Regions from separate parts of the Mus musculus genome. Here regions 2 and 3 are each linked to region 1. Evidence: chromatin loops called from intact Hi-C (ENCODE). Cell type or tissue: gastrocnemius. All regions are shown on one strand. Links, peaks and the distances in the headings refer to the core of each region. The heading gives the core; the rest is flanking DNA. Region 1 overlaps Cyfip1 (cytoplasmic FMR1 interacting protein 1). Region 2 overlaps Herc2 (HECT and RLD domain containing E3 ubiquitin protein ligase 2). Region 3 overlaps Herc2 (HECT and RLD domain containing E3 ubiquitin protein ligase 2).

What was found. A loop is a pair of places that touch in the nucleus more often than their neighbours do. Peaks named below come from ENCODE experiments on the same cell type or tissue, not always from the same donor. Only the 100,000 strongest peaks of a DNase experiment are listed, where the experiment ranks them.
Region 2: it touches region 1 in a loop (2.0-fold over the local background); 2 of 42 quality-filtered maps call a loop at or near these places.
Region 3: it touches region 1 in a loop (2.2-fold over the local background); 5 of 42 quality-filtered maps call a loop at or near these places.

What each region holds. Positions count from the first base shown.
Region 1 is chr7:55,918,158-55,928,601 of GRCm38, forward strand. It overlaps Cyfip1 (cytoplasmic FMR1 interacting protein 1), which reads left to right. Exons shown (of 31, transcript NM_011370.3): 24 at 1,263-1,406; 25 at 4,590-4,680; 26 at 5,718-5,848; 27 at 6,217-6,289; 28 at 6,955-7,049; 29 at 8,131-8,369; 30 at 10,030-10,177. Among named protein-coding and RNA genes, the nearest start is that of Nipa2, 39 kb to the right of the region's middle. In gastrocnemius, for the core only: no CTCF peak of the experiment used is centred there; a DNase peak (open chromatin) is centred at 5,803.
Region 2 is chr7:56,121,935-56,129,934 of GRCm38, forward strand. Herc2 (HECT and RLD domain containing E3 ubiquitin protein ligase 2) reads left to right here. Exons shown (of 93, transcript NM_010418.2): 22 at 379-534; 23 at 2,263-2,448. Among named protein-coding and RNA genes, the nearest start is that of Herc2, 76 kb to the left of the region's middle. In gastrocnemius, for the core only: no CTCF peak of the experiment used is centred there; no DNase peak of the experiment used is centred there.
Region 3 is chr7:56,200,393-56,208,392 of GRCm38, forward strand. Herc2 (HECT and RLD domain containing E3 ubiquitin protein ligase 2) reads left to right here. Exons shown (of 93, transcript NM_010418.2): 71 at 1,709-1,816; 72 at 3,384-3,515; 73 at 3,994-4,152; 74 at 4,242-4,360; 75 at 4,920-5,045; 76 at 5,476-5,631; 77 at 6,130-6,245; 78 at 6,336-6,534; 79 at 7,300-7,514. Among named protein-coding and RNA genes, the nearest start is that of Oca2, 35 kb to the right of the region's middle. In gastrocnemius, for the core only: no CTCF peak of the experiment used is centred there; no DNase peak of the experiment used is centred there.

The DNA.
Region 1 (10,444 bases), core at 1,485-9,484:
TTAGGTTTGAATCTCAGGATAAAAGCAACAAAAATTCTTAGCTCAATTATATATGCTCAGCTTAGCTTGATTTCAGTTTGTGATACCAGAAAGTAAAGGAGAGAAGAGAAAAAGATGTGTGATACAAGTATTGGTCAAAGCAAAGCAGATGTGGCTATAGTACTACAAGATAAACTAGACTTCAGAGCAAAGGACCTTACTAGGAAAATACTTGGGATATGCCAATTCAGCATGTTTATTTGCCAATGAGAGCTTCTATACAGAAACAAAAATTTCATTTTTAAAAGAAGAAATGAGACACTCCATATGCTACACAAGAACTTCAGCTCTTCTCTCAGCAACGCGTGTGTTGCAACAGAACGAGAAGGAATGAAGAACTGAAACTCAACACTACGTGGCATCAGGATGCGCTCTTAAGTGGCCATGGCCATTTACCAGGCTAGACCATATCCTGAGCTACAAAGTAAACTTAAAACTTAAATCTGGCCGGGCAGTGGTGGCGCACGCCTTTAATCCCAGCACTCGGGAGGCAGAGGCAGGCGGATTTCTGAGTTCGAGGCCAGCCTGATCTACAAAGTGAGTTCCAGGACAGCCAGGGCTACACAGAGAAACCCTGTCTCAAAAAAAAAGAAAAAAAGAAAAAGAAAAAAAAAACAAAAAATAAAACTTAAATCTGGAGTTGAAATCATAGACACTGAAAACTGAAACTAGAAACTCATTTTTAAAAGTTAAGACAGGCTGTGGGTGTGGCTTCATGGATAAGAAAAGTACTTCCTGTGCAAACGTGAGGCTCTGAGTTCAAGTCCCCAGCACCCATGTTACAGCACAGGATTAGAGTGGCCATTACCACAGTGCTGTATGGGGACAGAAGCCATCAGGTCAGAGAAGTATTAAGGGAAATTTAGAAGATACATGGAAGGAAATAAATCCTTTAATTCCGCATCTCCCTGTTTTCCATACCTGGTCCTTTCCACAAGGTTAGTGACTCTTCCTGCATGGAAACCTTTCATCACCTACCCATGCTCCAGTCAGCTCTTGAATATCTTCTGCCTCCCTCAGGGGATGGTCTCCACTGTCCCATTAGTTTCTCCGCATACAGTTTACTCTTTAAAAAGAGGAAAACCTCCACATCAGTAAGGGCAGTGTAGGTTACAAGGGAAGTGGCTCCTTCGCTTAAGATGTGGTACAAATTGAACACATCTCCCAATGCCGTCTGCATGAACGTGTGAGAACGATGTTGAAAACCGTCCTCTTTTCCCTAGGCTTTGAACCTAGCCTACTCAAGCATTTATGGCAGCTACCGGAACTTTGTGGGGCCTCCGCACTTCCAAGTCATCTGCCGGCTACTTGGCTACCAGGGCATTGCAGTAGTCATGGAAGAGCTGCTGAAGGTTGTCAAGAGCCTGGTGAGTTTTCCTGGACTGGGTTTTCCCTGTAGCATGGATTCACTGGGTTAGATAAACACAGCCATTTGGGGGTCGGAGGGGTCTTCTCTTTCTGTCTGGGATGTGTAGCAGAAACAGAAAAAAAAAAAAGCTTCAACTAGCTTCAGACATTTCTCCTAACTAAAGAGAATGGTTCTGGATATAAAAGGATGTCACTGTCCTACCTCGTTCTCAAGAGATTGAGGCAGGAATTTTGCTTAAACCCAGGAGTTGCGGGCCAGCCTAGAGAACATCTGATCTGTCTCTTACAAATAACACCCCCAGTTTACCAAAAGGAAAGATTGAAGTTATAGGACTGATTTATAATTTTTTGTTGTTTCTGCCTGTCCGAGATATAGTCTTACTATATTTAGTGTAGGCTGGCCTCAGGCATCAGTCATCTTGCCTTGGCTTCTAGATTTGCTAGTATTAGAGATCTGCAACACCATACCGGGCTTTGGGAATGGTTTATAACCAGAATATTATGTTTATAATAAGAGAATGTTGCTTCTTCTACTATGCAGAAGTCTTATCAAAGACCACCACTGTAACCCTAAGCTTGAGGGGAATTAAAAACAAAGTAGAAGACAAAAGATGCTTGCCACAGTCTGTTCTCTCCAGTTTTTTGTTTTGTTTTGTGGTTGTCTGTGATATGTAGATGCTGGGAACCAAATGAGGGTCCTCTGACCCAAATGAACAAATGTTCTTAATCACTGAGCCATCTTTCTGGCCCCCAGTTCTATAAATATATATGTTCTTGTTTTTATTTGTGAAGTATGGGTTTTCATAAAGCGCAGATCTCTAGGAAACGCTGTATAGAGGTAAATGGAGATCATACTGACCACAGGAAGCTTACAGAGCCTCAGGTATTTATGGTAGGCAGGAACAGCCACTATAGGGATAGATATGTCAGCTGTGGGCCGTTCTTCACAAGTGTTCCAGTGAGAAGGCTCCTGACAGATGAAAGTGAGCTGCACAGTTAGTGAGGCAAGTGGTATGTGCTTTTGTTCTGGAAACAAATGTGAGTAAAGGGCTTAGATGCACATGTGTAGCCCCAGAGTGAGGTCAGAGTTGTACACATGTCACCATCTGCACAGAAACCTGGCTTATGTTATTATTGCTATGAGAAACACCATAACCCAAGGCAAAACGAGGAGAAAGGGGGTTTTGGGGGTTTTTTTGCTGGTTTTTGGGTTTTATTTTATTTTATTTATTTATTTATTTATTTTTGCCTATACTTCCATAAAGACGTCAGAACAGGAAGTGAAGCAGGGCAGGAAACTGGAGGCAAAAGCTGATACAGAGACCATGGAGGTGCTATGTACTGGCTTGTTCCTCTTGGCTTACTCAGCCTGCTTTCCCATAGAACTCAGAACACTTGCCCAGGGGTGGCCCCACCCACAATATGGTGGGCCCTCCAACATCAATCATGGGTCCGGAAAATACTCTACAGGTTTTGCCTATATACCTGTAGCCCTGTCTTATTGAAGCATTTTCTCAGTTGAGGCTTCCTACTCTCAGTGACTCTAGTTTGTATCACGTAAACATAAAATTGGCCAGTACAAAGCCTTATGGTTCAGGTTTTTGAAAAGGGAAAATGATGTCATTTATAGACCACAGTGGACTTTTTCTTTTAATTCATAGTCAGCCAGTCTCCCCCCCCTCCTCCCCCTCCCCTCCCTCTGTGTCCCCATGTATATAAATCTCAGATCTTTATACTTTTAGAGCAAGCACTCTTACCCACAAGCCACCTCTGTTGCTCCCACCTTGTTTTATGAGGCAGAGTATTGTACTGGAATAGAACCAATCAAGGCTAGACTGGATGACCAACAAACCCCAAGGAACCACCTCTCTGTCTTACTGGTCCTAAGGTTACAAATGTGCTGCACTGTTTTTTTTTTTTTATTATTATTATTTTTATTTATTTATTTTTTAATGCATGTTTTGGGGCTTGAATCATCAATCCAGAAAATACCATACAGACTTGCCTACAGGCTAATCTTAATGGAAGCATTGTCTCAGTTGCACCCATCTTCCTAAGTAACTCTAGCTTGTTTTACGTTGACATCAAACTATGCTGTAATAGCCCACTAAGTGTAAAGAAAGTTTGAATCTGAATTTGTGGCCACCTGAGTACAACCTCAGTCCATCAAAGATGTGACATTGTCTTGAACTTGTAGCAAAGGTTAACAGCTCTGAGAAGTCGTAGAGTTATAACATGGGTTATATGTAATGCCTTAGCTACTGTTCTGCTGTTGTAAGGATGTACCATGAATGGCCAAGGCAGTTCTTATAAATTAAAGCATCTAATTGCTTAATTGTAGGCTTGGTTACAGTTTCAGAGGGTTAAGTTCATTATTATCACAGCAGGGAATGAAACAGCACATTGGGCAGACATGGTACTAGAGAACTGGCTGAGAATTCGATTGTCAAGCAGCAGGCAGAAACATCAACACTGGCCTGGCATGGACTTTTGAAACTCAAAGCCTAATGCCCAGCAACACACCTCCTCCAATAAGGCTACACCTCCTAATCTTTCTACTCTTTCTCAGATATTCCAACTCACTGGTGACTGAGCATTCAAATAGATGAGCCTATTAGGGCCATTTTCATCCAAACCATCACACTTAACTAGAATGTAGAAGACTTTAGTCATTTGCCCATCTGTGATCTTCGGGACCACTCACACTTTATGGACTATTCTGCCTTAAAATACTTGAAAGTTGGGAAAGAAAGTTACGAATGCAGCCCTCATATGGCTAAACACAAAGGTGACATGGTCTAGCCTGGAAGCCATCCTAGGCCTGTCAGAGGAAATAGAAACTATCTTACAAGGGCTATTGCTTCTAGAGCTGTTGGCACTCTTGGTGTTGACAGTGGGTCAGCATGGAACCTACATGGGAATGTGAACTCTGCTGCTTTATTTCCTGACTACTTCATGTCTTAGAAAGGGACTTGTATTTTAGAGTGTGAATATAGTTGTCTCTATAGACGCTCAGAAGAGGGTGCTCTCTTTTCACAGGTGGGATTTTATTCCCGAGCCAAGCTGATTCTACAAACTCGGTCATAACTGTATTTTGCTCATGGACTGATTTTCAGAGCACACACTTCCCAGGGCCATCCATGAAAGGGAGGGAGATAGCTGACAGCCCTTGTCTTTTGCAGCTGCAAGGCACAATCCTGCAGTACGTGAAAACTCTGATGGAAGTGATGCCCAAGATCTGCCGGCTTCCGCGACATGAGTACGGCTCTCCTGGTGAGCAAAGGTGGCTGGGGTACCCCGCAGGAGTACAAACCTCATGAGAAGGGAATCAAGTTGATAAAGACCAGATTTGAAAGAAGCCCAAACCAGAATCTGCCTCTTTAGAGTAGAACAAACAAACACACCTTACAACTGGGTAGCAGGCAAGTGTGTAGGACTTTGGGGTCATTATTTGCAGTTAAACAACCGAGGGACCCAGCTTGTCAACTAGCAAGGAGTTTGGTAATGGGGTATTGAACATATTGTTGTCCCAGATCCTGAAAATAATCACCTACCAAGAAAAGCAGGGGGAGCTTAACTACCAGGTCCTAATTCCCTCTTCTTGGGGACAAGCATTTAAAGCAGCCACAAGGCTCTACTTCCTATACCCTCCCTCTGGCCTCTTACCCATTAGATAGTCTTGTTGGTCTGTAAAGCATTCTGCCTCATCTGGCTCACAGGCTGTAAGAACTTCACCCATAGTCCTTGGATGTGTACTTCTAGATCAACCTACATGACTTGCTGCAGGCTGGTGTAAGGCTATCCAAATAAATATCCATAATGAGCTCAGTGTCGCTTTAGGATTAACCTCGGCTCTACAAACCTTTGTCACTTAAAAGTGCCAGGCAATGATGGCGCACGCCTTTAATCCCAGCACTTGGGAGGCAGAGGCGGGTGGATCTCTGAGTTCAACACCAGCCTCGTCTATAAAACAAGGTTTAGGACAAGCAGTGCTACACAGAGAAACCTTGTCTACAGAGACAGAGACAGAGACAGAGAGACAGAGACAGAGAAAGAGAGAGAGACAGAGAGAGAGACAGAGAGAGAGACTGAGAGAAACAGAGAGACAGAGAGAGACAGAGAGAGTGCCTTTTATAAACTCTTATCTGATAGTATTCTCTCCAAAGATGGCATCAGTTCATTTTTTTATCACTATGAATAAATACCTGTGAAATACTTTCGTTGCTGGAAGCATGTGGCATCTCCATAGTAGTATTAGAATAGCAGGTGCTAGTGCTGTGCCTGAATGCCTGACACTTCTGCTGCCACAGGCATCCTGGAGTTCTTCCACCACCAGCTGAAGGACATTGTGGAGTATGCAGAGCTGAAAACCGTATGCTTCCAGAACCTGCGGGAGGTGGGCAATGCTGTTCTCTTCTGCCTGCTTATTGAGCAAAGCCTGGTGAGTTCTCAGTTCAGCCCATCTTAGCTGGGCCAAAGTTTTCACTGCTGATGACAAAGAAGTTTTCTTTTTCTCTTTTGTGTTTTCCACACCCCTCTTTAGTAAGGGTATGAGGTGGGCAGTATAACTGTTTATGGTTCCCTACATTTAGAAAACAAGAATATAATATTTCTTCGTTTAAAGAGTGTTTTTCCAGTGGACCGGAAAAGTAGCTCAATGGGACATTAACACTATTCTAGTAAATTCTGTGGACAATTGTTTATTTTATTCTAACAGGGAAAGTGTAACTTTTCTGCGCCAGATATTTATTATCTTTTTCACTATGAGATCCCCTGCCTGGGATGATTTTTTTTTCGACTCTGTTTTAGTCTTTAGAAGAAGTCTGTGACCTGTTGCATGCAGCTCCTTTCCAGAATATCTTACCTCGAATCCATGTAAAAGGTGAGTCTGCATCATCAACCAGAGTTCACCTTGCACATAAAGGAGTCATACTTATTACACTGTGCAGCCAGAGAAAAGGCCAATGTTCAGTTATGTTGGTGCCTGTTGAGTCTCTGTGGGGTGTGTCTAACCTGGTTAGAATTCATAAACTCAAGTATTTATAATGATATCCAGAACCCATTTCAAAATAATACAGAGTTCTGTAACAAGATAATAAAAACAATGGCCACCAAGTTGATAGATGTCATAGGAGATGATGTCATAGATGATGTCAGAGATGATGTCATAGGAGATGACGAGTAAAGAGGTTCACTGGACTATTTTGCTTTAGATCATGTTTAGAATTTTCAGTGAAATTTGAAAACCGAACACACATTTAACTCTCCCATGTTCCCCCATTCTGTAAATAATTACATGAAAAAGTTACACTAGTCCAAGCTGAAAGCAGATTCTAAATGGTTACATTAGTGAACTTGTTAGCTTGAATTAAAATAAGCCATTTTAATATATTGTATATTTTAACATACTATAATATACTCTTTCCAAAGAGACTCTCCACCCATGGAGTTAACTGAATCTTTAAATTTCTGTTAAAAATTAAACTTTGGCAATTTTAAAATCTTACATAAGGACAGAGAATAATAATAATGTCTTTTCCAATACAGAGGGGGAGAGAGTTGATGCCAAAATGAAAAGACTAGAATCCAAGTATGCCCCACTGCACCTTGTCCCACTGATTGAAAGGCTGGGGACCCCACAGGTAAGATGCTATGCTTACTGGGGTCTGTGTGCTGGGTGGAAATTCACATCAGGCCAGTGGAGCAGCCAGGAGTTACTGTGAGGTCAACACTGTTGGACGAGTTGGGAGGATTAGAGAGTATGCGGAAAGGGCTGAACACCTATCTATCTTAGAAACAAAGATGTACTCAGATGTTGCCTGTTGTTCTACTCCACCCTTTCATGAACAATTGTTTTTTGTTTGTTTGTTTTCCTTTTCTTTTTCAGACAGGGTTTCTGTGTAGCCATGGCTGTCCTTGACTTGCTCTATAGAGTAGGCTGGCCTCAAACTCATAGTGACCCACCTGCCTCTGCCTCCCAAGTGCTGGGATTAACAGTGTTCATCACCATTGCACCAAGCTTTTTAAATAGAGTTGCTTCTTAGAAGAAATGGTGACAAAAGGCAAGGTATCAGGATGAAGTTTACCCCTGGGCAGTGGTGGCACACGCCTTTAATCCCAGCACTTGGGAGGCAGAGGCAGATGGATTTCTGAATTCAGTGCCAGTCTGGTCTACAGAGTGAGTTCCAAGACAGTCAGAGCTATATAAAAAGAACTTGTCTCACAAAAAAAAAAAAATGTATTTATGTGTGCTTAAGTATATTTATGTGTGCCATATGCATTCAGTGCTACACAGAGAAACCCTGTCTCAAAACAAACAAATAAACAAACAAACAAACAACCCAAACAAACAAACAAAAAGAATGCAAGTTAGCCTAGATCTGGCATACATAACTGTTTGGACCATTGCTGTTTTGAACCAGAGTTTCTGTTTGAGGTTGTCTTATAGACTCTGTTCAGTGGCATTACTGGTTTCTAGCCACGAGATGCCAGTAAATTTTTTGTGACCACTAGAAATATCTCTACTTTACTCTTCTAGACAGACTTCAGTATTTTAATCTTTAGCATATAGATAACTGCTGATATAACCTGTTGATGCTGCAAAACCCTGTTCTGCCAACTTAGCATTTCCTATCTACTACTGAGTAAGTTGGCTGGTGGTAGTTTGTTTTTAGCCCTTTAGTATTCTATCATGGCTTGTAATATTCCATGTACTTTTTGCAGCAAATTGCAATTGCAAGAGAGGGGGACTTGCTAACCAAGGAGCGTCTCTGTTGTGGTCTGTCCATGTTTGAAGTCATCCTGACACGGATCCGGACCTTTCTGGATGATCCCATCTGGCGTGGGCCCCTACCCAGCAATGGTGTCATGCACGTGGATGAGTGTGTGGAGTTTCACAGACTATGGAGTGCCATGCAGTTTGTTTACTGCATTCCTGTAGGGACACACGAGTTTACAGTGGAGTAAGTGTGTGTGTGCGAGGAGGGGGGGGGGGGTGTTCTGTGACTCTTTGGAAGAGTGGGAGAACTGGCAAGGAAGGTGGTTGCTGAAAGGAGTGTGAAGTCGGTACACATGATGAAACTCTTTTACAAAGTATACAGACATTGCACTGGCCTAATGCCACTGAGCTGTGGCTCCCTCTTTGATGACAAAGAAAGGATTTAGCCTGAGTATCTGGGAATTATTTGAATCTAAAGCAACTGAAAGCAAATTGGACATTCCTGTTTGTGGGTGGCAGAGCCATGATGTTATTCTTTGCAGGTCTGTTGCTTATGAAACAGCATGCTAAAGGTACCGAAAATTGGCATTATCAAAAATTAGAAATTTTCTTGTTTTTTTTTATAGTCAAAGTAAACTTTAAAAAACAATTGCATAAAAATCAGTTCTAAGTAGATACACATATGTGCTTGTGCACACCTAACACAAGCACATATATACAATATATTACAAAAGTAGAAATGCATTTAAATTTAAGAATCTGTCTTTCGTTCTTTCTTATTGAAGAAATGTTTTGCTCATATAGTACATACTCCATTCAATTTCCTTCCCAAATCTCCTCCCGTCCAGATCTAACCCTGCTCTGTCTCTTCTTAGAAAACAAAAAGATATCTAAGGGAAATTTTATTTACAGAAATAAATAAGACAAAGCAAAATTAAACCAATCAGAATAAGACAAAACAACAAATAAAGAGAAGGAAAGGAACCAAGGAAATGAAGCATACAGATGCAGAGGCACAAGTCTCTGCATACACAGGAACCCTGTAAAACCACACAACTAGAAGCCATAGCACATACAAAGGATTGAGCAGGGAGAGAGAAAACCTTGACACCTTGTAAGAAAGAGGACCACTGGAATCTCCATGACTGTGTTTCCTATTGCCTGTTTACTGATAAGCATGGGGCCTACTCTTAAGGGTGGTTTTGTGGGGCTGGTGAGATGGCTCAGCGGGTAAGAGCACTGACTGCTCTTCCAAAGGTTCAAAAGTTCAAATCCCAGCAACCACATTGTGGTTCACAACCACCTGTAACAAGATGTGACGCCTTCTTCTGGCATGTCCGAAGACAGTTACAGTGTACTTACGTATAATAATAAACTCCTTTGGAGAAAAATCAATTCTTTATGTAAGGCAGCCTTGTTGGGTATATATCTTGGGTACTTTGTGTCTTTCATCTACTCTGGCTTTCACACTTTTTTAAAAATTTTATAAGATATTTTATTTACATTTCAAATATTATCAGCTTCCCCTCCAAAAATCCCCTATTCCCCTGCTCCCCAGCCCACCCACTCCCGCTTCCTGGCTCTGGCATTCCACTGGGGCATAGAATCTTCACAAGACCAAGGGCCTCTCTTCCTATTGATGACCAATGAGGCCATCATCCTCTGCTACATATGCAGCTAAAGCCACATGTCCCACCATGTGTTTTCTTTGATTGGTTGTTTAGTCCCAGGGGAGCTCTGGGGTACTGGTTAGTTCATATTGTTCCTCCTATGAGAGAAAATTTCTTGTGCTCATCTTTCTCCCATCTGAGGAACTGTGGACAAAGGAACTAATGTAGCCTGATTGGAGACACTCATTCAAGTCTGCCTGTTTGTTCATTGTCCTTATTGCTTGGTGCCTCTAGGCAGTGTTTTGGAGATGGGCTCCACTGGGCTGGCTGCATGATCATTGTACTTCTTGGACAGCAGCGGCGCTTTGCTGTGTTGGATTTCTGCTATCATCTTCTCAAAGTTCAGAAACATGATGGCAAAGATGAGATCATCAAAAATGTGGTATGTAGACAAAATCTAATGCTTAATATCCTAACATAAATTCAAGCATATATAAACATTACTCTAAACAAAACATAACCCAGAAAGTTTTAAAAATATTTTCTATTTCCTTTTTCTTTTTAAGGTAATTAGATCTACTTATCTTAACTGCATTTTCAGATTATTGACACACTATTCTAATCTTTAGCTTCCAAACCATGTGGTTTTTAAACTTTTATTACCTTTTTGTCATCTTATAAAGTTCTCCACAACTGAATCACAGAAAAT
Region 2 (8,000 bases), core at 1-8,000, 200 kb after region 1:
ATTTATAAAAATTCATTTTTACATATGTGACTCCTTTCCCTGCATGTATATATATGGAGCACATGTATGTTTGGTACTCACAGAGGTCAGAAGAGGGCTTCAGGTTTCCTGGCACTGGAGTTATGGTTGTAAGCTGCCATGTGGGTGCTCTTTCCAGTGGTGGAGCATCATTATTTTACTTAATTGTCTAAGCATTTCAGTTTTCAAGGTTATCAGGCATGTAACCAAATTCATTATCCCTCTAGTTCTATGATACAAAAAAGAGCCAAAGGCTGATGGTAAATTGTTCTTTCTGGGGTAAATAGGTAACCCGAATAACTCAGTTGTAGGAGAAAACTTTTAGTAATGAAAATGTAATTTTGTGACTCTTCCTTTAAGGTCCTGAGCTAATGGGTGTTGGCTCTTTGCTGAAAAAGTACACAGCCCTTGTGTGTACACACATTGGAGACATATTGCCTGTGGCTGCCAGCATCGCTTCTAGCAGCTGGCAGCACTTTGCAGAAGTGGCCTGCGTAATGGAAGGGGACTTTACAGGTATCTTTCTGTAGTGTTTCTTTACTTTTTTTTTTTTTTTTTTTTTATCTTTCTTTTACTTTGACTGGACATATGTTAACTTATTTTAGGAGACTGGTAAAAGCTATGGTGTATCCTTTACTGATAAAACTGTGTGTTCAACTCTACATTTTCTAGTCCCCTTATTAATTTTTTTTTTATTCTTGGTGTTCCCCTACCCATCCAACCCACTCCTACCTTCCTGCCCTCGCATTCCCCTACACTGGGGCATCGAGCCTTCACAGGACCAAGGGCCTCTTCTTCCATTGATGCCTGACAAGGCCATCCTCTGATACATATGTGGCTGGAGCCATAGGTCCCTCTCTGTGTACTCCTTGGTTGGTGGCTCCCTGGGAACTCTGTGGGGTGGTGGTGGGGTCTGGCTGGTTGACATTGTTGATCTTTCTATGGGGTTGCAAACTCCTTCAGCTCCTTCAGTCCTTTCTCTAACTTCTCCATTGGGGACCCTGAGCTCAGTCCAATGGTTGGCTGCAAGCATCCGCCTCTGTCTTTGTCAGGCTCTGGTAGAACCTCTCAGGAGACAGCTACATCAGGCTATTTTTATTCTTTAATCCTTTTTTACAGTCCAGACTTCATACCCCTCCCAATCTGCTCCCCAGACGTCTCCCCGTCCCATACCTCCTCCCCCTACCCCCAAGAGGATGTCCCCATCCCCTCACCCCCACCCCACCTGGCTTCCACACTCCCTGAGGCTTCAAGTCTCTTCAGAGTTAGGTGCATGTTCTCTTACGGAGGCCAGACCAGACAGTTGTCTGCTGTATATGTGTCAGGGACCTCATATCAGCTGGTGTATACTACCTGGTTGGTGGCTCAGTGTCTGAGAGATCTCGGGGGTGGGGGTCCAGGTCAGTTGTGACTTCTGGTCTTCCCATTAGTCCCCTTGTCTTTCCATCCCTCCTTCCTTTTCTCCCTTTCCCCTTTTTGTTAAGTAACCTGGTAACAGAACCGTATAATACAGATGGCGATGTAGGGAGATGAGTGCTTAGGATTTCGTTCCATTTTGACCATATAAAAATGAGCTGCTACTCTCAGAATGATGTGCTAATTTTCTGAGATCAGAGCATTATTTTGTAGGGCTTATTTTTAGATGGTAAAAATATTGCCAAACATGTACTTTTCCGAATACATCACACACAGGTGAAATAGGTCTGTGTTTGAAGTGTGTATGTTTTTTATTTATTTTTTTTTTTGTTTTTTTGTTTTTCTTTTTTGTTTTTTTGAGACAGGGTTTCTCTGTGTAGCCCTGGCTGTTCTGGAACTCACTCTGTAGACCAGGCTGGCCTGGAACTCAGAAATCCGCCTGCCTCTGCCTCCTAAGTGCTGGGATCAAAGGCGTGAGCCACCACCGCCTGGCTGAAAATTATTTATGTCCCTTAAGAGTTCAGACTACCAGTCCAAGAATCTATTTCGAATCAAGATTTTTAATAGTGACAACTAAAAAGTCCTATTTGTGAAAAAAAAGTTCAATCTTAAAGCTGTACTGCTCTCTTTAAAAAAATAGTACTATGCTAACAGAAATATCCTAACACATAATAAGCCTTTCTTGTTCTGTGACATAGAATTTAAACATAGTGCAAGGTTATTAATTCTGTGTTGTTTTGTTTTGCTTTTTTAACATTGAGCATGCTAGGGGCCTGCTGTCCCAGCCCACACTGTAAACAGCTTCTTGACTTTTTTGTTGAAATGTAGGTGTACTCCTTCCGGAGCTAGTGGTGTCCATCGTGCTTCTGCTCAGTAAGAACGCCAGCCTAATGCAAGAGGCTGGAGCTATACCTCTGCTTGGAGGCCTCCTGGAGCACCTGGATCGTTTCAACCATTTAGCACCAGGGAAGGAGCGGGATGATCATGAAGAGCTGGCCTGGCCTGGGATTATGGGTATGCTATCTTCACCTAAAGCACCTTCACTGAGGGAGTTTTACTTTTGTGTGCTATAACCTAGTCCTTCCTTTCTGACTGAAAGAATTTGAAAAAGGAAGTCTAATTACTGCTATTTTCACTGATGGCCATGTGAGTGGGAATAGAATATTATCCAAATAAGAGATTTAGGTTACATTTAAGAGAGATTTTTCATTTAGTATTTAAATTCTGAAATTTAGAAACTTTTCAAAACCCTTCCCTGAGTAGTTTTTCTATAAGTCACTATTAGGTGATTAGGTATAGAGTACCCTGGTTGGGGCTGACTTTCTGAAGTCATTCATGATGTTTTAACATTGGTGAACAGGGAATTCTGTATTTAATTGACTTTGTCTTTTTAGTCATTGTCTGTTGTTGTCGAAAATATTTAATCTCAATTTATATTCTCTATCCCGCCTTTGATTATTCAGTTCCTGGATAAAAGACACACATCTTTAATATTCATAAGACTTAATCAGCACTAAAGTTGGACAGATATTTACCCTCTCTACTATTAGAATCTATTTCCTCATCGATAACCCCATTTTATAATTTGCCATGTTTCATCTGGGCTACTCTTAACTTTCATTGGCTAGCCCTCAGAGCCATATTTTATGACTCACCTTCCCCATGGCAACCTCCTTCTCTTTTCACCTTCTCTTTTCCTTGTGGTCCCTCACACTCCAAGGCCAGGCATCCCTACCCCCATGTCTCTTCTGCGTAGTTATTAGCTGTTGGCAAGGTCACAGTGTACTTGTGGACTCTCTCAGTCGTGGGAGCAGCCAGGCCATGGCTAGTATTTATCATTTACAATACATCAAAAGATCAAACCTCAAAAGTATAGTATGTAGCAAGTTGAAACAAAGCTTGGACTTCTCCATTTTTGAGCTGTGGGATATTTGAAGCTGAAGCTAAGCTACTGCTCTGTGTGATTCTGGTGTTGTGAGTTCAGAATTAGCCAGAGTTATATATTGGTTTTCATGAAAGCTCTTGCTAGCTGATTTTCTTTCCGTTTCCCCTTTACATAATCACCTTTACACTCTAAGCTTAAACCAGAGCTGACAGAACACCTGAAGAAAATTGCCTAGGATGTCAAATCAAGTTTTTTACATTTTTAGGAAATTTATTTTAAAATGTAGTTAAAACTTATTTCAGTCCTATTTTTCTATTTTTATTTCAGAGTCAACTTAAATGTTGCCCTTTTTGTCTTCTCTGCTAAATTTGAATAAGAGCATGAATTTGATCAAATTTTACAGATTTTAAATCCTTTTTTGTTGATGTTTTAAAAAATATTTTTTCTTTTTTTTAAAGATTTATTTATTTATTTATTTATTTATTTATTTATTTAATGAAAGTACACTGTAGCTGTCTTCAGACACTCCAGAAGAGGGCACCAGATCTTGTTAAGGATGGTTGTGAGCCACCATGTGGTTGCTGGGATTTGAACTCAGGACCTTCGGAAGAGCAGTCAGTGCTCTTAACTGCTGAGCCATCTCTCCAGCCCCTAAAAATATTTTTGTTATTATCATTTGTGTGTGCATTGGTTAGGATGTTGAGTGATGGTGCATGTATGCTAGAGCATGAACGTGGAGGTCAAAGGACAACTTTGTGGAGTCAGTTATCTCTTTACACATTTACACGGCTTCTGGGGATTGACCTCAGGTGTCTGGCTTGTGTGGCAAGTGCCTTTATCCACTGCGCCATGGAGCTTGTAATAACCTTAAAAAATATGGAAGTATAATTATTTTATAAGCTTCCAAAATACATGTATAATGCTCCTCCCAGTAATCATCGGTTGACAAATAAAAGACCCAATGCTACCTATGGCAAATCTTTTTTCAAGCTGTTGTTCACTGATGTGCCAGAGACTCCTCCTGAATATATAGGCTATTGCTGTTGCTCTTGGTTGCCCACAAGAATTTGGTGATAAGACTGTATTGCTGGGGATACTACACACATTCGTCACAGGATGTGGACAACTCAAGCTGGTACTGGTCTAGAATCTCTATCCCTGCTGGCCAGCCATTATGTACCTACCTGGAGATAAGTAAATTTAGGCTGGGGATGGGAATAGAGTCATTAACATTCTTTTTCTTTTAATTTATCAATTAGATTTATATTAATAAATTCTCAACTCACAAAGTGCCCACAGGAAGAACTTAAAACTCAATTGATATAAACACAAGCTACACACCTAGATGGAGCAAACACACCCTACTTATTTATTATTTACTCATCTATCTAAGAAAACCCCAGGTCCCCAGGACTGCATGGTTCTGCTTCCTCTTCCTCTCCTATAGGTTCCGTCTTATCTCCTAATTTTCCTTTCTGTCTCTCTGTACTTATCTCTAAAATTCTCAGATTTTTTTCCACTGCCCAATCGTAGGCTCTAGCCTTATTTTTCACCTGCCCTCACCTGCTTACAGACAGCAATCTACAGTGAGATCTTTCATACCACAGATATTCAGAAAATGTACATTTGAAAACAATCTAGAAATTTGTAGATTTTCTAAATTAAACAAAACAAAACAAAAAGAACCAAATAACAAGATACAAAGGGACTAATGTTCTAATCATTCAATTGAATTTTAAAAGCGAAAATTTATGCTGCCCATGATAGATGCACTAAAAATCAGAGGTAGTAGAAAATATAAAAAAGGACCAAAACAAAACAAAACAAAACAAAAAACAAAGCAAAAATCAAATCAAAACAAAAAATGACAAAAACAACAAAACAAACAAACAAAAACCAGACGAGCAAAGCATACAACTGAATTAGGAAACCTAAGAGACTTAAAGAGATTCTATGAATATAGCAAAATAAATTTCAAGGAAGTCTTTTTCCCAATGAAATAGGCATTCTATAGTACAAGAATTGCTGTAAAGCTTGTTTTTCTAAAAGACTTATTTATTTTATGTATATGAGTACACTGTAGCTTTACAGATGGTTGTGAGCCTTCATGTGGTTGTTGAGAATTGAGTTTTTAGGACCTCTGCTCACTCTTTTATAAGTACACTGTAGCTGTCTTCAGGTGCACCAGAAGAGGGCGTCAAATCTCATTGGTTGTGAGCCAGCATGTGGTTGCTGGGATTTGAACTCAGGACTTTCAGAAGATCAGTCAGTACTCTTACCCGCTGAGCCATCTCGCCAGCCTGTAAAGCTTGTTTTAAATGTTATAAAAGTATACACAACTATTAGAAACCAAAAATAGCAGATAATAACAGAACTGTAATTTCAATTACTTTGATACTTAGCAAATTAATACTTCCTATTTCAAATTCCCTGTCCCTATAACCCAAGGCTCCATTAGATCAAAAGTGACAAGACTCTGAAAGCATGAAAGATGTCATCCATCTGAGTGTTCTAACTGTACCCATCAAACACAAACAACGGGAAAATACTTTTCAAATACCCACAGAACATTCATCACTGTAAACCAAATGCTACACCAAAGATTTCTTGTTCAGTTAAAAGAAATCATTTTCATACAGAATATGTTCAGCAAATCAAGAGAACTAAATCATAATTCAATAACATTCTTAACCTAGAGATACGCCCTGTGAGCTACAGTAACAATTAGTGTGGCAAGATGTAAAAATGGTATAAAAATGGCGGAGATGTTATATAGGACTGACAGTTGTTATATAGGACTAACAGTTGTTATATAGGACTGACAGTTGTTGGTGGGTTTAGACTTCTTCGTAGGAGGTAATGCATCTCTGGTCCTGTAAATCTGGTCAGAGTCACGGTTGAGTTCTTAGGAAACACTGGTGGACTTAGTACTATTGCTTTGCTAAATGGACACAGTATCAAATTGACCTATAAAGTTTTATGCCAGTACCCATGTACTCTATGGATAGCTCTCAGACTTCACCAGAGAAGTTTCTTTGTACTGTGGCTGGTAGTTGAGGAAGAAGCTTGCGACTGGTCAAAGTACAGAGCACAAGGTACAAGTGTCTCTGGAGTGTACAGCCACACATTGGATATGATTCTGACTCCCTACCCACTCCAGGGCTTATGGACCATCATGGATAGGGTGTAGACATATTTCAAGAGCCAGAGAGGTTTGGGAGGACCAGTGTGAAGCAGACATCCAGACACAGCAGAATTGTTGCACTGTAAAACTCATAGCACTCGTGGTTGCTTACGCAGACCTGTGAAAGATGAGGGTATTCAACATTGTACCATGGATTGTGACGGGGGTTTCTAATGATTTACTTCCAACCGAGGAGCTAGGGAGAGTCAATGGTGTCACTTTTCTTTGTGGGTGTGGCTCCTGGACTCAAGTAGAAGAATCCATACTCATGAGTATATGGGCAACAAAAATTGGACTGGGTAGATTATTAAAAACAATACCCCCCCCCCCCCATAAATCTTGAGTGGGTATGGAGCAGGTGGGCCAGCATCTGGGAAGAATTGGAGGAGAGGGGAAGGTGGCAAATGTGATAAAAATACATTGTATACATGTATGAAATTCTCAGAAAAATTATTAAAAATGTTATATTTAAGATTGGATTTTTCATGATATACTTTGATCATATTCTCTACATTTTTCTGCCTTATTCCATTCCCCATCCCACCAGATTCTTTTTTTCCCTCAAAATTAATCTTTTACCCACTTTCCTCCCCTCCCCTTTCTCCCCCCCCCCACTTTCCCTTTCTTTCATGGCCCACTGCATTTAATTAGTGTTGCCTTCTTGAGTGTTGGTAGGGAGCTGTTACTTAAGACAAAGGCCATAAGTGGCTGCACTATTGAGTAATATGTAATATGTAATATGCTCTCTCAGCAGCTACTAATTGCATTAACTGCTCTGGGAGAGATGGGGCCTTATGAACCAATTCCACACCCATGATGTTCTGTTGATAGGCCCAGTTTTGTGCATGTATCCCCACTTCTGAGAGTTCATGGATATAACAGTCAGGCATATCTAGAAGATACTTTCACAGCACTCCTCTCCATTCTGTCTCTTATCCCATTTCTATCTCCCCTGCCACCTGAGGAGTAAAGGTGGGGGGCATTATATATGTCCTGGTTAGGACAAACACTCAACAGTCACTCAAAACCATCTTTAAAAAAACTTTTGTGTTATATCTATATATCTATATCTATACACACACACACACACACATATACACACATATACACATATACACACATATATATGTGTGTGTGTGTGTGTGTGTGTGTGTGTGTATATATATATATATATATATATATATATATATATATATATATATATATATATATATATGCATATGCAGCACACACGCATGCGAAGACTAGCTCTGTGTTTGCTGGTAGGGAAAGCTGTTTCATCTGTCTAGGTTAAGTATGGAAACATGCCAAGGCTGTTACAAACACTGCCTTATCTGGGAAGGTGCCCTCTCCGGGATGAATGCTTATTACCATTTTATTATCAAGTAAACATTTGCTCCTGAACAGTCTAGTTTTTAATTTTATCTGTCCTTGGACCTCACATGAATGAAGTTGTACAGTTATATCTTTGGGTCTGCCTTCTTTTCCTCAGCATTG
Region 3 (8,000 bases), core at 1-8,000, 280 kb after region 1:
AAAACCCAACCAAAACCAGCAGAACAAACAAACAAAAAACCTGAAAAGGAAACTTAAAAACTAAAGTGGCAGCTGGAAAAGTAAAGTGCTGCAGTGTCTTCCTGAGGGCCTAAGTCAGTCCCCAGCCCATGTAAATAAGTGGGCCCACCGGGCTCGAGCCAGTGGGGACAGAGGCAGACGGATCTTAGGAACTCATTGGCCAACCAGCCGAGCTGAATTGATGAGGCCAGGGAAACCATAGTAGACAGTGCCTGAAGACCAGCATCTGCTTTGTCCTCTATACAGACAATTAACTACACATGCATACAAATAATGCTCACACACATGCAATAAAAATTGAACAAGAAGTATTTCTACCTGGATCTTAAATAAAAATCATGTGATTATCTTCCTCTTCTGTTTCTCAACTTCATACCCATCTACTAATAAAATATATGTTCCAAATTTACTAATTTCTTAGTAAGTCCAGACCTTCTGAGCCAGTCCAGTATAATTTGTTTTCCTCCCACTCACTTCTTATGTCCCCTTACACAACATTCACATATGTCTCTAAAAATTAGTCAGAGCTGTCAGTCCTCCATGAAGAAATGCACAGTGTCTCTACACTAAGCAATTCTCAGTAAATACCAGCTGGGTGTCCAGCAAGTCAGCTAAGTTCTGCCACTACTAGAATACCCAAAGGGGGCAGTCTCACAAGTCTGTCCCTAGTTATAATGTCAACCCACAGTTTACATCAGATTTGGCTGTAAATCAAAAGTTCATACAATGCGATTGTGTTACCCACCTTTCCATCATTATAACAAAATACTTAAGGTAGCTTATAAAATGTAGGGGTTTATTCTGCCTTGCAGTTATGGAGGTTGCAGCACGTCGTTTGCACAAAGCAGCATGTTGTGGGAATACATGGGAGTGTAGCACAAATCACTCACCTCACAGCCAAGAAGCAAAGAGACAGGAAGGAGCCACAGTCTCCCAGTCCTTTCCATGGGCACACTCCTAATAACTTCAGGCCCTGCCCACCTCTCATAGTACCAAATGGGTAACCAACTTTGTAAGTTACAGTTCGTCTTGGGGTTTTACTGCTGTGAAGAGACACCATGACCAAGGCAACTCTTATAAGGACAACATTTAATTGGGGCTGCCTTACAGATTCAGAGATTCAGTCCATTATCATCATGGCAGTGTCCAGGAGTCATGGTGCAGGAGATGCTGAGAGAACTACATCTTTATCTGAAGGCTGCTAGGAGAAGACCGGCTTCCAGGCAGCCACACCCTCATACACCTACTCCAACAAGGCCACACCTACTCCAACAAGGCCACACCTCCAAATAGTGCCACTCCTGGGCCAAGTGTATTCAAACCATGACAGTCTTAGGGGGCCATTCAAGGTCACCCTTAGCACTGTCTTCGAGGCATCATAATATGGTTGGTCAGGTGATAGAATTGCAGCATGGAAGGTGTTGTGGAGGTGAGAGAACAGAACAGCTCAGCCCCGTGGGGTGGTTCTCTGGCCGTTTAGTCCATGGGCAGAGCCTTCTGTTGGGGGCTAGAGCTGGGCAAGATGGCCAGCCTCAGGCTGTGATTTTGGTGCTGGTTCTTCCCCAGCTCCTACATGCAGTTCTGGTCTCACTCTTCCTGCTTTGCTGAACGGTGACTTTCACTTGCTCTCTGGAGTTTCCACTGTGTTTTCTGCTTGCTTATACTCCAGGTGCAGAAGGACTCAGGGTGGAGTTTGACCGGCAGTGCTCCACAGAGAGGCGCCACGATCCTCTCACTGTCATGGATGGTGTCAACAGGATTGTGTCGGTGCGGTCAGGTGAAGAAGGGAGGGCAAGTAGGGACAGTCCTCCTCACTTGTGCTCCATAGAAGGAGTTGTTAGCATAAGACAGGATACTGGTGCTTCATTCCATGGGAACTTTAAGGAAGGTATAGCAAGGTAATGAGTTGTGAAACAGTAGGTTTTGTTTTCCTCTTTCCAGTACTTTGAATAAGATATGATCTGTGTGATGTGTGCTTCCTACTATCAGAGAGGGTTATTGAGTGTCTGGCGTGAGAGGTGCCCTGGTAGTTGGGGAACCATAGGTGTGTGAGAGTACTGGGGCCTACATAGCATTGTTGGCATACTACAGAGCTTAAAGGAATTCTGGCCTGGCTGATAGTAAGGGTTTGGCTCATGGACTGCTGTGTCTAGAGGGTGGACAGAATGTGCAGTGGATGGGAGGCATAGTGGGAGGCACAGTGTGTGGTCTTGTGTACTCTGCCTCGCTCCATGAGGTCAGGAAGAGTGGTCTAATAAACTTGCTTAAAACTTTGAACATTGTAGAGTTGTTAATGCATGGATATGCATGTATGTGTGTGTCTTCAGATCTTTTTAGTAGGGGAGGGGAAGAAAGTGTGTGAGTATGCATGTGCATGCATGAATGTGTGTATGTATGTATGTGTGTATATGTTACTCGCCCTCCTACACACATACACACCTCACTGGGCTGAGTATTGAACCCAGGGTCTGTGTGCATGCTAGACAAACATTCTACCACTAAGCTACATCTTCTTTTATAAAGGCTGAGAAATTTTCCCTGTGAAAGACTAAGTGTGTAAATGGATGTGGTTTTGTGGGCTGCATGTGGTCTTTGTCTTAACCACTCATAGTGTATGTAGTAAGCAGCATGACTGTGTTGCATGGTGTCACATAAGTCCTTGCTCTAATGTGGTATGGTGATGATGTCCATGGCATTTTGATAAATGTCTGTCAGAAGAGTTCTAGTAGTAGTAGTAGTTGTGCTGGTCTCACTGCTTTGAGATGGAAGTCCAGCGGGCTGCGTGTATGCTGTTGCCTCATGCTTCTACATCATTAAGTTGCTCCATCTCCTGCTCTTTTAAGAGACTGTTATGCAGCTCCACGGATCCTTGGGTGTGACCAGGTTGCTCCATTGCTTCCTTGAGTACAGCCTGTCTTGGTCATGCTGAATTGCTTACAAATGCCCCTGGTGGGAATTTTAGATCTTTCTGCCATTGCCTAATTACCTGCCATACTCAGAAGCATTTTGAGAACCTACCTTGGTGTGGGCCTGCTCTCTCTGCAGTTGTCACAGTGCATCCCAGTTGTGTACATAATCATTTCCCCATTTGGTAGTAGCTTCTTTTGGGGAAGTGTGTATGTGTGTGCCTTCAGGTTCTCCAGTACTCAATCAGAGGTTGAATAGAAATCTGTGGAAAGGTAGAATATCTTCAACCCGCTGTGAATGTAAGCTTCAGAGGTCTTGGGCTGAAGGAACCTGCTGACCTTCTGAAGTGGTGTGAACAGCTGTGCTTTGCATCTAGGGAGTCTTGTTGGTAAGATGGTGGAGTCATTTTAATTCCAGTGTGTACTTTCCTCTGCTAGGTCGAGAATGGTCTGACTGGTCGAGTGAGCTTCGCATCCCTGGAGATGAGCTGAAATGGAAGTTCATCAGTGATGGGTCTGTGAATGGGTGGGGCTGGCGCTTCACAGTTTATCCCATCATGCCAGCTGCAGGTAAGAGGGCTGTGATTATCACCCAAGGAAGTGCAAACTTCCCATTGTGTGATTTAAGGATTGTCTTCTGCTATGGGAAAAAACAGAGTTCCTACCTGGGGAGAGGATCAGACAGAGAGCCATCTAAGCTTTCCAGTTGTCAAGATACTTAGCCCCATCCTCACCTCTTAGGAGTTGATGCTGGTTGTGGTTCTTAATGCTTTTGGTTCACAGTTAAATATCAGTTTGAAGAGCATGGCTCGGGGTTGGAAACAGTTGCTCACTGGTAGAATGCTTGCAAAGTATGCACAAGCCCTAGGTTCAATCCCCAGTACAGGAAAACAAGCAAGCAACAAAATAGCAAAAAGCTTGACTTCTAGGATAGCAGTGCTGTGTTCTTCCCTTACTCTGTGTTCCAGTGGGAGTTGAGTTGTGAGTTTGTCCATAGGAGGTGGTCCCCACCATATCACATAGGGACATTTGCAGGACTTCTTCACAGGCCCTAAGGACCTCCTCTCGGATCGCTGTGTCCTCTCATGTCCATCCATGGACCTGGTGACCTGTCTCTTGGACTTCCGACTCAATCTCACCTCCAACAGAAGCATCGTCCCTCGCCTTGCTGCCTCTCTGGCTGCGTGTGCTCAGCTGAGCGCCCTAGGTTAGTGGGATGTCCATGGTCATCGTGTCTGTATACTTAACTTGACAAAGGTAGTCCAGATTCTAAACTTTGCCTGTGTGTTGTTTCAGCTGCCAGCCACAGAATGTGGGCTCTTCAGAGACTGAGGAGACTGCTCACCACAGAATTTGGGCAGTCAATTAACATAAACAGGCTGCTGGGAGAAAATGATGGGGAATCCAGAGCTTTGGTATGAAGCATTAGGGTTTCTAGACCTATGACCCTTTCAGGATAAATGTGCTGCTATAATCATTAAAACCTCTAAACCAGCCTGGAGAATTGGGAATTCTGCCTACCTATCAAGCAGCTTTGTCACATCTAGACCTTTTTCTTTTTTCCTTGCTGCTGAATATGCTAAGTTCAGGCTGGGCTAATTTTTAAAGTCTGTGTATTGACCCCTGTGAATATAGGTCTGTGTTAGATTTTACAAGCCTCATTGGCCATATCCCTTTTATTGTGTTATAATGAGAACATTCCATTCCAGTTTTTTGTAACCACTGGAGATGAGCTGGATTTGTACGCCAGAGAGGGAAGTTCCCTGGGAGGGGCTAACTAAAACTAAGACCAAACATTCTGAAAGTTGATACTTTCTTTGCGCTATAGACACACCCTTTCCCAAGTTGAGAATTTAAATACTCGTTTCCTTTTTTTAGGGGATATAAACTCCTTTACTTATAGCAACAAAAAAACCCTGAGGCTCACTTGCATTCTGGATTTCTGAAATTCAATATTGTTTTGCTGTTTTTAAGAGTTTTACAGGCAGTGCCCTTGCTGCTTTGGTGAAAGGCCTTCCAGAAGCTTTGCAGAGGCAGTTTGAGTATGAAGATCCTATTGTGAGAGGTGGCAAACAGCTGCTCCATAGTCCATTCTTTAAGGTAGTATTTACTTATATTTAAAGTGGTCCTGTCTAGCTCTTTGGGTAGGAGAGCCACTGAGAGCTGTTATGGGAGGTGTTGTGCCATAGACCTATTTGGGAGCAGATCTTAGTGTCACTGAAGGGCTGTATGAAGTATGTCTCAGAAAGTGGTTATGTGATCAAAGCCTTTATTCCAGAGGCATATATATAAAGCATGCTTTGAAATACACAGATGTTCTTAGTTATTGTATGATGTGGATGCCCTAACTGTTGTTGGTCTGAGTCCCTGTGTCTTCTGAAGCTGTTGTCTTCCTAGAAACTCACTCTGAGAAAGTGAGGAGCTTGGGAGCAAGGGTTCTCATAGCTCAGGATGGTAGCCAGTGGCCTTCTCTCAAATATTAGCTTTGTTTCTAAGACTCCCCATGTTTCCAATTTTTTGCTGACTGCAGGTGCTAGTAGCTCTTGCTTGTGACCTGGAATTAGACACACTCCCTTGCTGCGCAGAGACCCATAAATGGGCTTGGTTCCGAAGATACTGCATGGCCTCCCGAGTTGCTGTGGCCCTGGACAAAAGAACACCATTGCCTCGTCTGTTTCTTGATGAGGTAATGTGTGTGTATGTGTGTGTTAATTAACTAATTTTTGGAATTCCTTTTGAGCTGTATGATGAAAAAGATGCCAATGTATAAAGACAAAGTTTTGCTAAGCAATACCTACCATAAAGAAGCTTATAGATAAAAACAGGTACTATAACATGTAAATTTCAATTAACATTAATTTTCAGCAAAGTAACCAAGATATAGTGATATGGTATAGACTTTTCTTTTTTTACCATCTAAAAGTTGACATGATAAAACTGATTTTTTTTGTACTAAGTATAAAATCATGTTGATGTTGGTGTAACTTCATATTACCATTTAAAGATTCCCCTGTCTTCTTACTGTAACTGATTTTCTTCTTTTGCAAGGACAAAGAGTAAGTCAGGTCTCACACTGTATCTTGGGCTGATCTGTAGCCCAGGCTGTCCTTGCTAGGATTGCAAGTGTGGATCACCACATCCAACTTATTTGTTTGACTCATTATTTCATAATAATGTTCCATAGGTTGCTAAGAAGATTCGTGAATTAATGGCAGACAGTGAAAGTATGGATGTTCTCCATGAAAGCCACAGCATCTTTAAAAGAGAGCAAGATGAGCAACTTGTGCAGTGGATGAACAGGTATTATTTCGGAACTAAGAGACAGTGCTGTACATAAGTGATTTTACACAAAGTTCTTTACATCAAATCTTCTTTTAATGTTTGCTATAGGCGACCAGATGACTGGACTCTTTCTGCTGGTGGTAGTGGAACCATTTATGGGTGGGGGCATAATCATAGGGGACAGCTTGGAGGAATTGAAGGTGCAAAAGTAAAAGTTCCCACTCCATGTGAAGCACTTGCGACTCTCAGACCTGTGCAGTTAATTGGAGGAGAGCAGACACTATTTGCTGTGACAGCTGATGGGAAGGTAAGGGTACAGTGTGTGTGTGTGTGTGTGTGTGTGTGTGTGTGTGTGTGTGTGTGTGTGTGTGTGTGTGACAGAGAGACAGAGAGAGACAGAGATATGCTTCATTAGGGTTGAAAAAGTTGTGACAAGCTGTTTTTGATTCTTGTATGTGTAAGGACTTTATTAAAGTACTATCTGAAGAATGATTATGGTAGCGCCATTTCTGTATAATATTTAGATATATTTTAACTACTTTTTTTTTATTTTGAAGTACACTACATCCATTAACTGTATTACTTTTAAAAATTAAAACACTGCCTGTCAGTCTTATTTTTTTGTAATGCACCTCATGGATCTCTGCAGATAGCCATAATCTATAATTTTTATTCCTTTTCAATTTGCATGCTTATATTTTTTTTCCTTTTGGATAAGAGGAAGGGAGCTGTATCCTTATAATTGGAAATCAGGGTACAGGACTGGTTGGGAGAAGGGAACACAGTCCTCCAGTTATGTCTTTGTGGTTGTGCCACTGGTAACTCATAGGATTTTCTTCTAAAAGGCCTCACGTCTCAAAAATCTTACTCTCTCTCAGTAGCACTACCCTAGGAACCAAAGTTTTTACACATAGATATTTGGAAAACACTTCTCCAAACCAAAACAGTATATAACATCTTAAAAATTTCCTGTGATTTGGGGCTTTAAGTTAAAATTTTCTCTGTGGTGTAAATGTATTGAATGCTTATTCTTTGCGGTAACTACAGGAATATTTCTGCTTTCTCATCTTAGCTCTATGCTACTGGCTATGGTGCTGGTGGAAGGCTGGGGATTGGAGGGACAGAGTCAGTGTCTACTCCAACGTTACTGGAGTCCATTCAGCATGTGTTCATTAAGAAAGTTGCTGTGAACTCAGGAGGAAAGCATTGCCTTGCTCTCTCTTCAGAAGGCGAAGTTTACTCTTGGGGCGAGGCAGAAGATGGGAAGTTGGGACATGGCAACAGAAGGTATTGTGTGAAAACACCAGTTTCAATGATCTCTTTGGTTTGCTGTAATGCTGAAACACTGTATTGGTCTTTGTAGTTTAGAACATGTGCAATAACCTGCTCAGATCAGGAATGTTCATGACTTGTTTGTCAGAAATTGGTTCACATGTCACTGTATATGGGCTTACCCATAGGACTCCTGTACTAGGAGGGAAACATTAAGTTTTGAGGTTTTTACTTCAGATTTTATGAATACTAAGCATCCTTTTGTTCATCTTGTTCCTGTCCAGTGAATCACATTGGCATTTTGGATATTATTACATGTCCAAAACTATGAGTATAGAACAGATGGGATGAATAATAGAGAAGGTACTATTCTTCAAACAAAAGAATCAGACTCAATTGTTTTTTAAAAAAATGTATTGCACCTACTACCCAAAGTAGAAATGGAAATGTATCTTAGAATTAACTAAAAAACGCCAGACAAAATATACAGCAGCCCAAAAG